Regions from separate parts of the Homo sapiens genome. Here region 2 is linked to region 1. A link is a contact called in ENCODE Hi-C or POLR2A ChIA-PET data. All regions are on one chromosome and are shown on one strand. Each heading gives the region's core, a stretch centred on a gene start or an enhancer-like site at or near the end of the contact. The rest is flanking DNA. Distances are from core to core; before and after follow the strand shown.

Region 1 (7,339 bases), core at 3,061-5,560:
AATTTTTGTATTTTTAATAGAGACGGGGTTTCACCATTTTGGCCAGGCTGGTCTCGAACTCCTGACCTCAGGTGATCCGCCCGCCTTTCCCTCCCAAAGTGCTGGAATTACAGGCGTGAGCCACCGCGTCCGGCCTCAGTTCTTTTGAAGTCATTTTACCATCCTCTGGATTTTCCTCATCCTAATTCTCCTTCCCAGTCTCCAGGAAAGACAGGCACATTTTCTTGATGACTTCAGCACTTGTAACCCCTTGTTGGCTCTCCTTAGAGGACATTAACTCTGTGTGTTTGAACCTTTCAACTTCGAGGATCTCCTCAGCCCATCCTTATTTGTTCACCCTTCTGGATCATGAAATCTCCAAATTTGTCTTTTGAACCCAGTGCCCATATCCACCCTCACCTGAACCCATTCTTGAATAAAATGCATTCCTACCATGACTGTTCTCAAAGTTTGAAGTTGAGCATACCGATGCGCCACTCCTGCTTCAATGCTTGAGAAGTCGTAGGCTTTCTTCTATGTGCCTTTTGACTGGGCGCCTATCTCCCGACAGCCTGAGGTGGTGTAGCATAGGGGCGAAGGTGGTCTGTGCTTGAATCCCAAAACCCTCACTAGCGTGGGACCTGTGCCAGTTACTTGACCTCTTTTTCATTTCTTCACTAGTTTGTAAAACGGACACAATTACAGCACATCTTTTATTGTTATTATTTGACACGAAGTCTCACTCTGTCACCCATGCTGGAGTGCAGTGGCGTGATCTTGGCTCACTGCAACCTCTGCCTCCTGGGTTCAAGCGATTCTCGTGCCTCAGTCTCCCGAGTAGCTGGGATTACAGGCACGCACCACCACGCCCGGCTAATTTTTGTATTTTTAGTAGAGACGGGGTTTCACCATGCTGGCCAGGCTGGTCTCAAACTCCTGACCTCAGGTGATCCATCTATCTCGGCCTCCGAAAGTGCAGGGATTACAGGCATGAGCCACCGCGCCCCGCCTACAGCACATCTTAGCAGAATTTTAGGGATCAAATGAGTTCCTTTGGATACTGTGCCTGTTTTTGACTGAACGGCTGTCTTCTGACATCCTGAGTGGCTTCTTTAGCTTAGTTGTCACCTCTTCTATAGCCTCATCCTGCCTCATGACAAAACTTCTCTTCTGCCTGTTCATTGCCTTGTGTGTACGTAATAATACTGCAGTTGTCCTTGTCACAATGATTGGAACCTATTTCTTACATGTCACCCTTACTCAACTGCGAGATGCTTGAGGGTAAAGACTCTCATACGGGGTGTCTGAAGCATAAAAGGTATTCACTAGATTTTCAGTCAGTTTTTTTTTTTTTTTTTTTTTTTTTTGTTGTTGTTGTTGTTGTTTTGAGACGGAATCTCACTCTGTCGCCCAGGCTGGAGTGCAGTTGCGTATCTGAGCTCACTGCAAGCTCCGCCTCCTGGGTTCAGGCCATTTTTCTGCCTCAGCCTCCCGAGTAGCTGGGACTACCAGTGCCCGCCTCCACGCCCAGCTAATTTTTTTTTTTTTGTATTTTTAGTAGAGGCGGGGTTTCACCGTGTTAGCCAGGATGGTCTCGATCTCCTGACAGTTTTTTGGTATTCATTAAAAAGAACTTCATTTTGCATTTAAACTGTTTAAATTTCTGAATCGTGAACTTTGTACTTGCTCAAAAATTTTAGGATAGCATGTTTCTGCATGGTCTAATATTTATTTTTTTAAAAAAACTTACCAGGCGTGGTGTCTCATGCCTATGATCCCAGCACTTTGGGAAGCTAAGACAGGAGGATCACTTGAGCCTAGGAGTTCCAGACCAGCCTGGTCAACATAGGGGGAGACCCCATCTCTAGAAAAAAAGCCAGGTGTAGTGACACATGCCTGTAGTCTCAGCTACTTGGGAGGCTGAAGTGGGAGGATGGATTGAGCCTGGGAGGTCGAGGCTGCAGTGAACCATGATTCACAGCACTTTAGCCTGGGCAACAGAGTGAGACCCTGTTCAAAAAAGTAAATAAATAAACACCTTAGTGCTTCAGGGGGGTTAGTTTTTTTTTTTTTTTTTCATTAGAAGGAAAAGACACTTTCTCTTACTAAGGTATTTTTGCCTGTTAACTAATATGCAGTTGCAAAATGAACCATAGGCTGTTTGCATTTCAAAGAACACTACAAGTTCTGATATTTAGAAATGAGTGTATATGCCAGTGGCCCAAGGTTGGAAAAGAAAGTTGGTAACAACATTAGAAGGTGGCAGAAATCAGGAAAGAAATGTAACATATACGGCAGATGAAGGGTTTAAAAATAGCTTTTACATATCAACACGGAAAAACACCATGACATAAAAATGAGCAAAAAATATGAACCATATAATCCGAATGGTTCATTAACATCCATGTGTTCAACTTTATTGAACACATGAATGAACTCAAAGGAAAACCACTCTAATAATGTTTTCTTACCTGCTAATTTGGCCAAAGTGTTTATTTTGAAATAATTTCAAGCTAACAGAAAAGTGGCAAAAATAGTATAAAGAATCCCTGCATTCTCTTCACCCAGATTCCCCAGTACTTAACATTTTACCTCATTTCTTTATCATTCTCTTTCTTTCTGTGTCTTTATCTCTGTCTCTCTCTATATGTAAATGTACATTGTTTCCCTGAACTGTTTGAGAGTAAATTGCAGGCCGGGGGCGGGTGCAGTGGCTCACGCCTGTAATCCCAGCACTCTGGGAAGCTGAGGTGGGTTGATCACTTGAGGTCAGGAGTTTGAGACCAGCCAGGCCAAAATGGTGAAACCCAATCTCTACTAAAAATACAAAAATTAGCAGGGTGTGGCGTTACATGCCTGTAATCCCAACTACTTGGGAGGCTGAGGCAGGAGAATCGCTTGAACCCAGGAGGCGGAGGTTGCAGTGAGCTGAGATCACGTTATTGCACTCCAGCCTGGGCAACAGAGCAAGACTGTCTCCAAAAAAAAGTAAGTTGCAGACATGATGCCCTGGACTCCTAAATACCTCATAGTATATTCCCAAAAATCAAGCACATTTTCGTAAGTAGCCACAGTACAACTAAAACATGAGTCCATACTGACATTTCCAATTCCAGTCCAGCCTGACACCACAGAGTTCATTCATTCTAGCCTTCCATTTTTCCATATGTATGATGTCCTTCATCAGTAGAGAGAAACCTGGCTCCTGTTATTCACAATTTATTTATTTATTTGCTCTGTACTAGAATATGTACTAAAAATAATTTCAGAATTCCTAATCCATAGCACTGCAGGAAAACAATTCTACCAATTAGTATGTATTTAAGGTTCTTTATAGCCAGAGGATATATATTAAAATAACTGTGTTCAAGTTACCTACCTAGGTTAGTTCCCCCTCCCAATTCTGCCCTTCAGTGTAGTATTGTTATTAACATGAAATATAGTTAGGTTCATTTATTTTTGTTTGCATTCCATTTTATGAATTTCCCCCCAACCTTGATCTTTTTTTGATTGTGTGATACATTAACATGGTTACTAAAAAGTTGTATTTGATGATAATGTCCAATGATGGTAGACTGTCCTGGCGGAGTGTATAAACAGGTCGAATCTTTCTGGTGAACAACCTGACATGGAGTATTAATAGCTTTTAAAATGTTCATACCTATTGACCCAATAAGAGATCTCACAGACTTATGGTTAAGGATAGTCAACAAAATATTATTTATAATTATGAAAATTAGAAACAATCAAAATATCCAGCTATTGGAGACTGGAAAAGCATAAATTATTAATCATAGACCATAAATTACATGTACATTCATATGTTAGAATACTAAGCATCTATTTAAAATCATTTCTCAGCTGGGCACAGTGGCTCATGCCTGTAATCCCAGCACTTTGGGAGGCCAAAACAGGCTGATCACCTGAGGTCAGGAGTTCAAGACCAGCCTGGCTAACATGGCGAAACCCGGTCTCTACTAAAAATACAACAATTAGCCAGGTGTGGTGGCACATGCTTGTAGTTCCAGCTACTCAGGCGGCTGAAGCAGGAGAATCGCTTGAACCTGGCAGAAAGAGGTTGCAGTGAGCCATGGTCACACCACTGCACTCCGGCCTGAGCGACAGAGCGAGACTATCTCAAGAAAAAAAAAAATCATTTCTCAAAGACAGTAGTGACCTAGAGAAATGCTAAGGGGAAATAAAGTGTGACACAGAAATGTTTACACGTTGTAATTTTTTTTTTTTTTTTTTTGGGACGGGGCCTTACTCTGTCACCCAGGCTGGAGTACAGTAGTGTGATTACAGCTCACTGCAGCCTGGACGTCTCAGGATCAGGTGATTCTCCCACCTCAGCCTCCCAAGTAGCTGGGATTATAGGTATGCACCATTACACTTGGCTAATGTTTTGTGTTTTTTGTAGAGAAGGGGTTTCACCATGTTGCCTAGGCTTGTTTTGGTTTTGAACTTCTGGGCTCAAGCCATCTGCATGCCTCCACCTTCCAAAGTGCTGGGATTACAGGCATGAGCCATCTTGCCTGGCCTATATGTTGTAATCTTATTTTTGTTTTAAAAAGATGTGCTTGGCCGGGCATGGTGGCTCATGACTGTAACTCCAGAACTTTGGGAAGCTGAGGCAGGCAGATCATCTGAGGTCAGGGGTTCCAGACCTGCCTGGCCAACAAGGCGAAACCCCATCTCTACTAAAAAATACAAAAATTAGCTGGGCATGGTAGCACACGCCTGAAATCCCAGCTACTCGGGAGGCTGAGCCATGAGAATCACTTGAACCAGGGTGGCGGAGGTTGCAGTGAGCCAAGATCGTGCCACTGTACTCACTCTGTGTCCAAAAAAAAAAAAAAAAGAAAGTGCTGATAAGTAATAATCTATGAATAATGAGATATTTGGTGGTTTTGATTTCTCTCTCTCCTGCTTTACTTGTTAATTTGCCTTTTCCAAACTTTCTACAATAAGTATTATTACTTTTACAGTCAGAAAGCAATTTAACAAGTCAGTAGTGTATTAATATTTAGGCATTCCTAAATATACAAATGACCCTTGGGCATAACAGCTTCTCCATGTTTTCTAGGTGGTTCTCTGCCTCTGTCTTTCTGCCTAGGCTTTCAGCTGCTCCTCAATCTATTTTTCTATGGTCTCTGAATTTTACTTACACCAACATACCACTAACTAGAGATTCATTTAGATTAACAACCAAGCCATCCTTTGTCTTCCTAATTTGTTGACTTTATTTTAAAATTACTTTATGGACCGGGTGCAGTGGCTCACGCCTGTAATCTCAGCACTTTGGGAAGCCAAGGCAAGCGGATCACTTAGGTCAGGAGTTCGAGACCAGCCTGGCCAATGTGGCAAAACCCCGTCTCTGCTAAAAAAAAAAAAAAAAAAAAACCACACAGAAGATTAGCCAAGTGTGCCAAGTGTGGTGGCACACACCTGTAGTCCCAGCTACTTGGGAGGCTGAGGCAGGAGAATCGCTTGAACCTGGGAGGCAGAGGTTGCAGTGACCTGAGATCACACCACTGCATTTCAGCTTGGATAATAGAGCAACACTTGGTCTCAAAAAATAAATAAATAATAAAATTACTATATATATGAAAATATTCCAAATATACATTTTTAAAAGCTAAGAAGTACTAAAAGCATTGTAATGAAAAGTAATAGTCCCCACCCCATAGGCCAACTTCCTAGAGGCTACTGTTCTCAACTCCTTGGCTGTTTTTTCTGGTATTTATCTCCATGTTTCTCAACAATGTGTGTATAGTGAGATTTCTTGATCTTTTGATTTTAGGTAGCATCTGTTAATTTATTGCCATGAGAGATGAGGACTTAACTCTCATACATCATACTTTCTACCTCTCATTCCTCTGGTGATTATATCACACATTTTGGTTGAATCTGGTGGTCAGTGTTTACATTATGATGATTATGCAAACATTGTGTACTACAGAGCCAAGTAGTGTACTATGACCATGCTTTCTTTCTTGTAGAACCTCTTTATTTTTGCCTAGAGTTAATCATCACTTGATTTCTATTATTTATTTTCTTTTAAAAAACTATATAACATGCATGTGCCTTATTTTTTATGATTCTCTGATTCTTTACTTTGTTTTTTAATGCTTCTCTACATGGCCCGTTTACACTAGTTACATTTTTTTTCTGGGTACCCTCATCTCCACATTCCTATCTATACTGGTCATCCATGGGCCTACTGCATAGCTGTTCCTAGGACTGCAACTACACTTTGCTCTGTTGGATCCCCTGTTTCTTAAATTACTAAATTCTGTCTTCCTCTTTCCTGGCCTACTCCTTTGGTTTCAGTAGCACATCCCCAGAACCTTCTGGAATAAAGGTACATAGAGATAAATATTTTGAGAACTTTGACATCTGAAAATGTTTTTATCCTGCCCTCATACTTGATTGAGAATTTATTGAGTTGGTGTGGAATTCTAGATTGCAAATCATTTCCCCTCAGAATTATAAACAGTTTGCTCCAGTTTCTTCTGACTTCCAATGTTGCTACTGAGATGTTCAATGCCATTTTGATTCCTAGTTCTTTGTATGTTATCTGTTATTTTTAGGAAGATTATAGGGTCTCCTTTTTATCCTTAGCGTTCTGAAGGGTTATAAAGATGTGCCTTAGCCTGAACCTTTCTTCTCATTCATTTTGTGGCTCACTTAGCAGGCCCTTTGATACTGAGACTCTTATCCTTTCATTCTGAGAAATTTTCTGGTATTATTTTTTTGATAATTTCCTTCCCTCCATTCTTGCTGGATGTTGGACTTTCAGAATAGATCCTCAAATTTTCTTATCTCTCACATTTTTTCCATCTTTTTGTACTACATTCTGAAGTTTTTATCAATTATTTTTTTTCTTTTTCTTTTCTTTTCTTTTTTTTTTGAGACAGAGTTTCGCTCTGTTGCCCAGGCTGGAGTGCAGTGGTGCGATCTCAACTCACTGCAACCTCCACCTCTTGGTTTCAACCAGTTCTCTGCCTCAGCCTCCCTAGTAGCTGGGATTACAGACACCCACCACCACACCCAGCTAATTTTTTTTTTTTTTGTATTTTTAGTAGAGATGGGGTTTCATCATCTTGGCCAGGCTGATCTTGAACTCCTGACCTCGTGATCCACCCATCTCGGCCTCCCAAAGTGCTGGGATTATAGGTGTGAGCCACTGTGCCCAGACTTTATAAATTATCTTCTATCTTTTCTTTTGAATACTTACTTTAAACTATTCTGCTTTTCAATAGCCAAAATCCCTTTCTTGTTATGATTATTTTATTTTGCACCCTGCGATGGTTTGAATGTCTGTGTCCCCCCAAATTTCTATGTTGAGACCTAACCC
Region 2 (7,339 bases), core at 3,024-5,523, 3.3 Mb after region 1:
GTTAATATATCACACATTCAAAAAAAGATCAAGGTTGGGGGGAAATTCGTAAAATGGAATGCAAACAAAAATAAATGAACCTAACTATATTTCATGTTAATAACAATACTACAGTGAAGGGCAGAATTGGGAGGGGGAAGAACTAACCCAGGTAGGTAACTGGGTTTTAATATATATCTTCTGGCTATAAAGAACCTTAAATAAATACTAATTGGTAGAATTGTTTTCCTGCAGTGCTATGGATTAGGAATTCTGAAATTATTTTTAGTACATATTCTAGTACAGAGCAAATAAATAAATTGTGAATAACAGGAGCCAGGTTTCTCTCTACTGGCAAAGGACATCATACATATGGAAAAATGGAAGGCTAGAATGAATGAACTCTGTGGTGTCAGGCTGGACTGGTATTGAAAATGTCAGTATGGACTCATGTTTTAGTTGTACTGTGGCTACTTATGAACTGTGCTTGATTTTTGGGAATATACTCTGAGATATTTTGGAGTGCAGGGCATCATGTCTACAATTTACTTTTTTTTGGAGACAGTCTTGCTCTGTTGCCCAGGCTGGAGTGCAGTGATGTCATCTCAGCTCACTGCAACCTCCGCCTCCTGGGTTCAAGCAATTCTCCTGCCTCAGCCTCCCAAGTAGCTGGGATTACAGGCATGCAACACCATGACCCACTAATTTTTGTATATTTAGTAGAGACGGGGTTTCACCGTTTTGGCCTGGCTGGTCTCAAACTCCTGACCTCAAGTGATCAACCCACCTCAGCCTCCCAAAGTGCTGGGATTACAGGCATGAGCCACCTCGCCCAGCCTGTAATTTACTCTCAAATGGTTCAGGAAAACAATGTATATTTTCATATAGAGACAGAGATAAAGACACAAAAAGGATGAGAATGATAAAGAAATGAGGTAAAATGTTAAGTACTGGGGAATCTGGGTGAAGAGAATGCAGGGATTCTTTATACTACTTTTGCCACTTTTCTTTTAGCTAGAAATTATTTCAAAACAAACAGCTTGGCCAAATTAGCAGGTAAGAAAAAATTATTAGTGTTTTTTATTTTATTTCATTCATGTGTTCAGTAAAGTTGAACACATGGATGTTAATGGACCATTCGGGTTATATGGTTCATATTTTTTGCTCATTTTTATGTCATGGTGTTTATCTTTTCTGTGCTGATTTGTAAAAGCTATTTTAAAACCCTTCATCTGCCATATATGTTACATTTCTTTCCTGCTTTCTGCCACCTTCCAATTTGTTACCAACTTTCTTCTCCAACCTTGGGCCACTGGCATATACACTCATTTTAAATATCAGAACTTGTAGTGCTCTTTGAAATGCAGACAGACTATGGTTCATTCTGCAACTGCATATTAGTTAACAGGCAAAAATACCTTAGTAAGAGAAAGTGTCTTTTCCTTCTAATGTAAAAAAAAAAAAAAACCTAACCCCCCCGAAGCACTAAGGTGTTTATTTGTTTATTTTTTTGAACAGGGTCTCACTCTGTTGCCCAGGCTGAAGTGCTGTGAATCACAGCTGACTGCAGCCTCGATCTCCTAGGCTCAACCCATCCTCCCACCTCTGCCTCCCAAGTAGCTGAGACTACAGGCATGTGTCACTACACCTGGCTTTTTTTTTTTCTTTTTTCTTTTTTTTTAGAGATGGGGTCTCCCTATGTTGACCAGGCTGGTCTGGAAGTCCTAGGCTCAAGTGATTCTCCTTTCTCCTGTCTCAGCCTCCCAAAGTGCTGGGATCATAGGCATGAGACACCATGCCTGGTCAGTTATTTAAGAAAATAAATATTAGACCATGCAGAAATAATGCTATCCTAAAATTTGTGAGCAAGTACAAAGTTCATGATTTAGAAATTTAAACAGTTTAAACGCAAAATGAAGTTCTTTTTAATGAATACCAAAAAACTGACTGAAAATCTAGTGAATACCTTTTATGCTTCAGACACCTCGTATAGAGAGTCTTTACCCTCAAGCATCTCGCAGTTGAGTAAGGGTGACATGTAAGAAATAGGTTACAATCATTGTGACAAGGACAACTGCAGTATTATTATGTACACACAAGGCAATGAACAGGCAGAAGTAAAGTTTTGTCATGAGGCAGGATGAGGCTATAGAAGAGGTGACAACTAAGCTAAAGAAGCCACTCAGGATGTCAGAAGACAGCTGTTCAGTCAAAAACAGGCACAGTATCCAAAGGAACTCATTTGATCCCTAAAATTCTGTTAAGATGTGCTGTAGGTGGGGCGCGGTGGCTCACGCCTGTAATCCCTGCACTTTGGGAGGCCGAAGTAGGTGGATCACCTGAGGTCAGGAGTTCAAGACCAGCCTGGCCAACATGGTGAAACCCCGTCTCTACTAAAAATACAAAAATTGGCTAACATGACGAAACCCTGTCTCTACTAAAAATACAAAAAAAAAAAAAAAAAAAAAAATTAGCCGGGCGTGGTGGTGTGTGCCTGTAGTCCCAGCTACTCTGTAGACTGAGGCACGAGAATCGCTTGAACCCAGGAAGCATAAGTTGCAGTGAGCCGAGATCGCACCACTGCACTCCAGTCTGGATGACAGAGCGAGACTTCGTGTCAAGTAATAATAATAAAAAAAGATGTGCTGTAATTGTCTCCGTTTTACAAAAGAGGTCAAGTAGTTGACACAGGTCCCACGCTAGTGAGGGTTTTGGGATTCAAGCACAGACCACCTTCGCCCCTATGCTACACCACCTCAGGCTGTCGGGAGATAGGCGCCCAGTCAAAAGGCACATGGAAGAAAGCCCACGACTTCTCAAGCATTGAAGCAGGAGTGGCGCATCGGTATTCTCAACTTCAAACTTTGAGAACAGTCATGGTAGGAATGCATTTTATTCAAGAATGGGTTCAGGTGAGGGTGGATATGGGCACTGGGTTCAAAGGACAAATTTGGAGAATTCATGATCCAGGAGAGTGAACAAATAAGGAAGGGCTAAAGAGATCCTCGAAGTTGAAAGGTTCAGAGTTAATGTCCTCTAAGGAGAGCCAACAAGGGGTTACAAATGCTGAAGTCATCAAGAAAATGTGCCTGTCTTTCCTTGAGACTGGGAAGGAGAATTAGGATGACGAAAATCCAGAGGATGGTAAAATAGCTTGACTTCAAAATAACAGGCCGGGCGCCGTGGCTCACGCCTGTAATTCCAGCACTGTGGGAGACCGGGGTGCGGGGGGGTGGATCACCTGAGCGCAGGAGTTCGAGACCAGCCTGGGTAACAGGGTGAAAACCCGTATTAAAAAAAAAAAAGCCGGGCGCGGTGGCCCACGCCTGTAATCCCAGCACTTTGGGAGGCCAAGGCGGGCGGATCACTTGAGGTCAGGAGTTCGAGACCAGCCTGGCCAACATGGTGAAACCCCATCTCTACTAAAAATAACAAAAATTAGCCGGACGTGATAGCGGGCACCTGTAGTTCCAGCTACTGGGGAGGCTGAGGCGGGAAAATCGCTTGAACCCAGGAGGCAAAGGTTGCACTGAGCCCAGACTGTCCCACTGCACTCCAGCCTGGGCAACAGAGCAAGACTCCGTCTCCAAAAAAAAAAAAAAAAAAAAAAAAGCAAGAAAAAGAAAGAGAATGGCGAGGCCCAGAGAGACCGAAAGTCCCACCAGAGGGTACAGAGCTAGCTCAGCCCTAATGCCGGCCCCGCGGTGCCTTTCCGAGCTCACGGCCTCCCCTCAGCATCCGGGTTTCGGCCTCGGAGCGCCAGGGACGCCACGAGGACGCGCCCCACACTTGCGCTTCTGGGTTCCAGCCCCCGCGGCCCCCAACAAATAAAGAAGGGAAAGTGCTGAGGGTGACGGCCCCGGGGAGCGCTGCGGCTCTACGTCAACCTGCGGCGGCCGCCGACTCATTTGGGGCCACGCTGGTTGCATTCGTCACGCCGGCGATGCCTCTCAAACCCGCGGCCTGCCGAGGACGTTCCCACACGGGAGACCCCAGCGACGCGGGCGCATCTGTGGCTCTCGAGAACCGGGCCGCGGAGCCGCCGCGAGCGCAAGCGAGGAATCGGCGACTGCGGGGGTGGACAGCTGGGGCTTGTAGTCCCCTCGCTACCCTCTATTCTGGAAGAGGCGGGTCGCGGCCGCTGAACTCCAGCTCTGCGCCTGCCCAGGCGGCCGCACGCTCAGGGGCGTGGCATGGGTGGGTCGTGAGTTGGGCGGGGCCCACAGGGCGTGCGCGACGCAGCGGCGCGGCGCGTGGCGTAAGGGGCGTGGCGCCAGTGGGCGTGGCGTGGCGCAGTGCGAAGGGACGCGGTGCGCATGCGCGTGAGGGCTGCCGCGGGTGGGTGGTATCGAGGCCTGTCGGGTCAGGGCGGTTCGCGGGTGCTGTCAGAGCTGGGCCGGGGCCCCTAGGCAGGGTAGCCGGGTCGTAGAGGCGGGGGCCGGTCGCGGTCGGTGGAGCGGGATGAGGATGTAGGAGGGGCGGACGTGGCGGAAGCCGCGGGGTCCGCGGGGTCGGTGCCTCTAGGGAGCCAGGGAGGCCTTTCCCGAGGCTCCTGGGGAAGAAGAGGCGAAGCGAGAGTCCCTGGGGAACCCCCACTCCACTCCCAGCTGGAGACTGGGTTGTGTCTGCATGGACCAGAGCCCACAGTGCGAGTTGCTATAGGCAACCAGCCAGGGTGGCCAGCTCCTTCCCGTTTGCCCGTGATGTTCTGGTTTTGGGACCAAAGCATCCTAGGCCTCCAGCCCACTGCAGTGACCGAATTCTGCGCCCCCTGCCCATCTTCTCCCGCAGCTTCCCTAGATTAGGCTTGGGAGGCAAGAGGAGGCCTCCTGACCTTTCACACTGCCTTTTTAATATTAAGATGAAGTCACACTCCACAACTTTCTTCCAGCCAGGCCCAGACATGTCCGTCCTTGTAAGTTAAAAGCTTCCATGGGAGCCTTCCTTCCTAATCAAGGTAGGTAGACTACAGGAAGGTACATCTTGTTTTATATTTTGTCCTGTAGAAGTCAGATTTCAGCCCAGTTGTGTAGGAGTGAGGATGAGCCTATGCTTATATCAGAGCTTTGAGTACAGAGACATTTGGTCTGGAATTTTAGTCAGCCTCTTCAACCCCAGAATTTATAGGTTCAATCAGAACAGACATTAGCTTAAGTTTTCCCATCAATCGTCTATCATTAAACTGGCAAAATCTAAATAATTAGAAAATATGACAAAGATGATCCAGACAGAGATGTTCAACTTTTTCCTTAATTCAAAAAGCCTCGTGGTGGAACATCGGACCCATTCAAGAGGAAGGATGAAAGCTCTATATAGGAACACGATGTGAATGGAAGAAACCTGTCATTGTGAGGCTGGCTTTTGATTAGTCATCTGATGTCTTCCCTAATGTGACATGACTTTGAGGCCATAAACTTCAGTGGCTAAGCTGTAGTTTCTCAGCCTGCAGTTAAATTGCAGAAATGATAGGGCTTACATTAGTTTTGTTTTTATTTGATGTTGAAGATCTTTGAGTCACATTAGAAACGATGAGTATTTTTCATGTGGCACTGATGAGTTAATTCATATTATTATTTTTTGAGACAGAGTCTCTATTGCCCAGGCTGGACTGCAGTGGCACGATCACGGCCCACTGCAGCCTCGACCTCCTGGGCTCAGATGATCCTCCCATCTTAGCCTGCCAAGTAGCTGGGACTACAAGTGCACATCACCACATCCGGCTAATTTTTTTGTAGATATGGGGTTTTGCCATGATGTCGAAGCTGATTTCAGACTCCTAGGCTCAAGTAATCCTTCTGCCTTGGCCTCCCAAAGTGCTGGGATTATAAGCGTGAGCCACTGTGCCAGGCCAATATTATTCCCCAAAAGAAGGAAGTTGGGTGTGAGGTCCTGCTCCTGTGGTCACCGTGAGGTTTTTTTTTTTTGTTTTGGACTCTTGCCCAGGCTGGAGTGCAGTGGCACAGTCATGGCTCACTGCAGCCTCAAGCTCCTGGGCTCAAGTGATTCTCCTGTCTCAGCCTCCCTGGTAGCTAGGACCACAGATGTGCACAACTATGCCCAGGGAATTTTTAAATTTTTTGTAGAGACAGGGTCTCACCATGTTGCCTGAGCTGTTCTCAAACTCCTGGCCTCAAGCAATCCTCCTATCCCAAAGTGCTGAAATTACAGGCATGAGCCACCACACCTGGCCACCACTAGTTTTTGTAATGGGAGCAGGTTCCATATGAGATGGAGGAATGGATTTCATGATTGTCTTTTTAATTTCTTAGATCTCCAAGAAATTGGACATGAGGAAACCACTCTAAGTGTGACCACTCTAAAGCATTAGCAATCAGTCATTTCACTCTAGGGAGAAATCAGAGCTGAAATATAGAGGATAGGTAAAGTCCCCAATGTAGATATGTATTTTTATATTTGATTACTTGCTTTTTTTTGTTAGATGCAAATAATACGGCACTCCGAACAGACACTAAAAACAGCTCTCATCTCAAAGAACCCAGTGCTTGTATCACAGTATGAGAAATTAAATGCTGGGGAACAACGTTTAATGAATGAAGCCTTCCAGCCAGCCAGTGATCTCTTTGGACCCATTACCTTGCATTCTCCATCAGATTGGATCACCTCCCACCCTGAGGCTCCCCAAGACTTTGAACAGTTCTTCAGTGATCCTTACAGAAAGACACCCTCTCCAAACAAACGCAGCATTTATATACAGTCCATTGGTAAATACTGGTAATGTGCTGGTTTTGGTTCAGTTTTGCAGTGGCGCTCTTGTCAGGAATAGTCCAGGCTATGGGTCTGATTCAGATGGGCCGTTTTAGGATCGTTTTTGATATTCATTGCGGCGGTACAAGTTTTGTAGCCAAACTGACTTAAAAGATAACATTTTGTTTCTTTTTGTTTCATAGCAACACCAATGAATGATAAAGGTTATTGAAAATTTAGAGTTGGTTTTGTTTCTAATTTGAATCTTCTTACTCATAGACTGGGTAAACACTGAATAATCATCTTAAAGTCTGTTTTTAAATGTTCTTCCATATTGTAGGCTCTCTAGGAAACACCAGAATTATCAGTGAAGAATATATTAAATGGCTCACGGGCTACTGTAAAGCATATTTCTATGGCTTGAGAGTAAAACTCCTAGAACCAGTTCCTGTTTCTGTAACAAGATGTTCCTTTAGAGTCAATGAGAACACACACAACCTACAAATTCATGCAGGTGAATTACACGACTTTGCAATTCGAACTGAGTATATGTATATAATATACACTCATACATTTATGTATTTCTTTTTAAATAGGGGACATCCTGAAGTTCTTGAAAAAGAAGAAACCTGAAGATGCCTTCTGTGTTGTGGGA

What was found. A loop is a pair of places that touch in the nucleus more often than their neighbours do. ChIA-PET counts read pairs that join two places held with the same protein, here RNA polymerase II (POLR2A). Pooled maps may share reads with other maps.
Region 2: a pooled map shows a loop between it and region 1 (4-fold over the local background). The contact joins the promoter of AMZ2 here to the enhancer-like site in region 1. A Hi-C loop is called at or near these places in 2 of 168 maps with a recorded cell type or tissue (GM11168 and K562) and 9 of 50 pooled maps. POLR2A ChIA-PET finds 5 or more read pairs at or near these places in 3 of 52 experiments (CD4-positive, alpha-beta memory T cell, activated CD4-positive, alpha-beta memory T cell and activated naive CD4-positive, alpha-beta T cell).

What each region holds. Positions count from the first base shown.
Region 1 is chr17:64,976,426-64,983,764 of GRCh38, forward strand. No RefSeq gene overlaps it. Among named protein-coding and RNA genes, the nearest start is that of LRRC37A3, 61 kb to the left of the region's middle. RefSeq lists an enhancer at 1-80. Within about 2 kb of position 4,311, at least 2 of the 41 ENCODE cell types and tissues checked have a DNase peak (open chromatin) inside an H3K27ac peak, as active enhancers do.
Region 2 is chr17:68,243,770-68,251,108 of GRCh38, forward strand. AMZ2 (archaelysin family metallopeptidase 2) reads left to right here and starts at 4,274. Exons shown (of 7, transcript NM_016627.5): 1 at 4,274-4,936; 2 at 6,419-6,701; 3 at 7,025-7,198; 4 at 7,281-7,339. The coding sequence starts at 6,419. RefSeq lists enhancers at 2,794-3,340, 3,341-3,886 and silencers at 4,101-4,400, 5,710-5,759.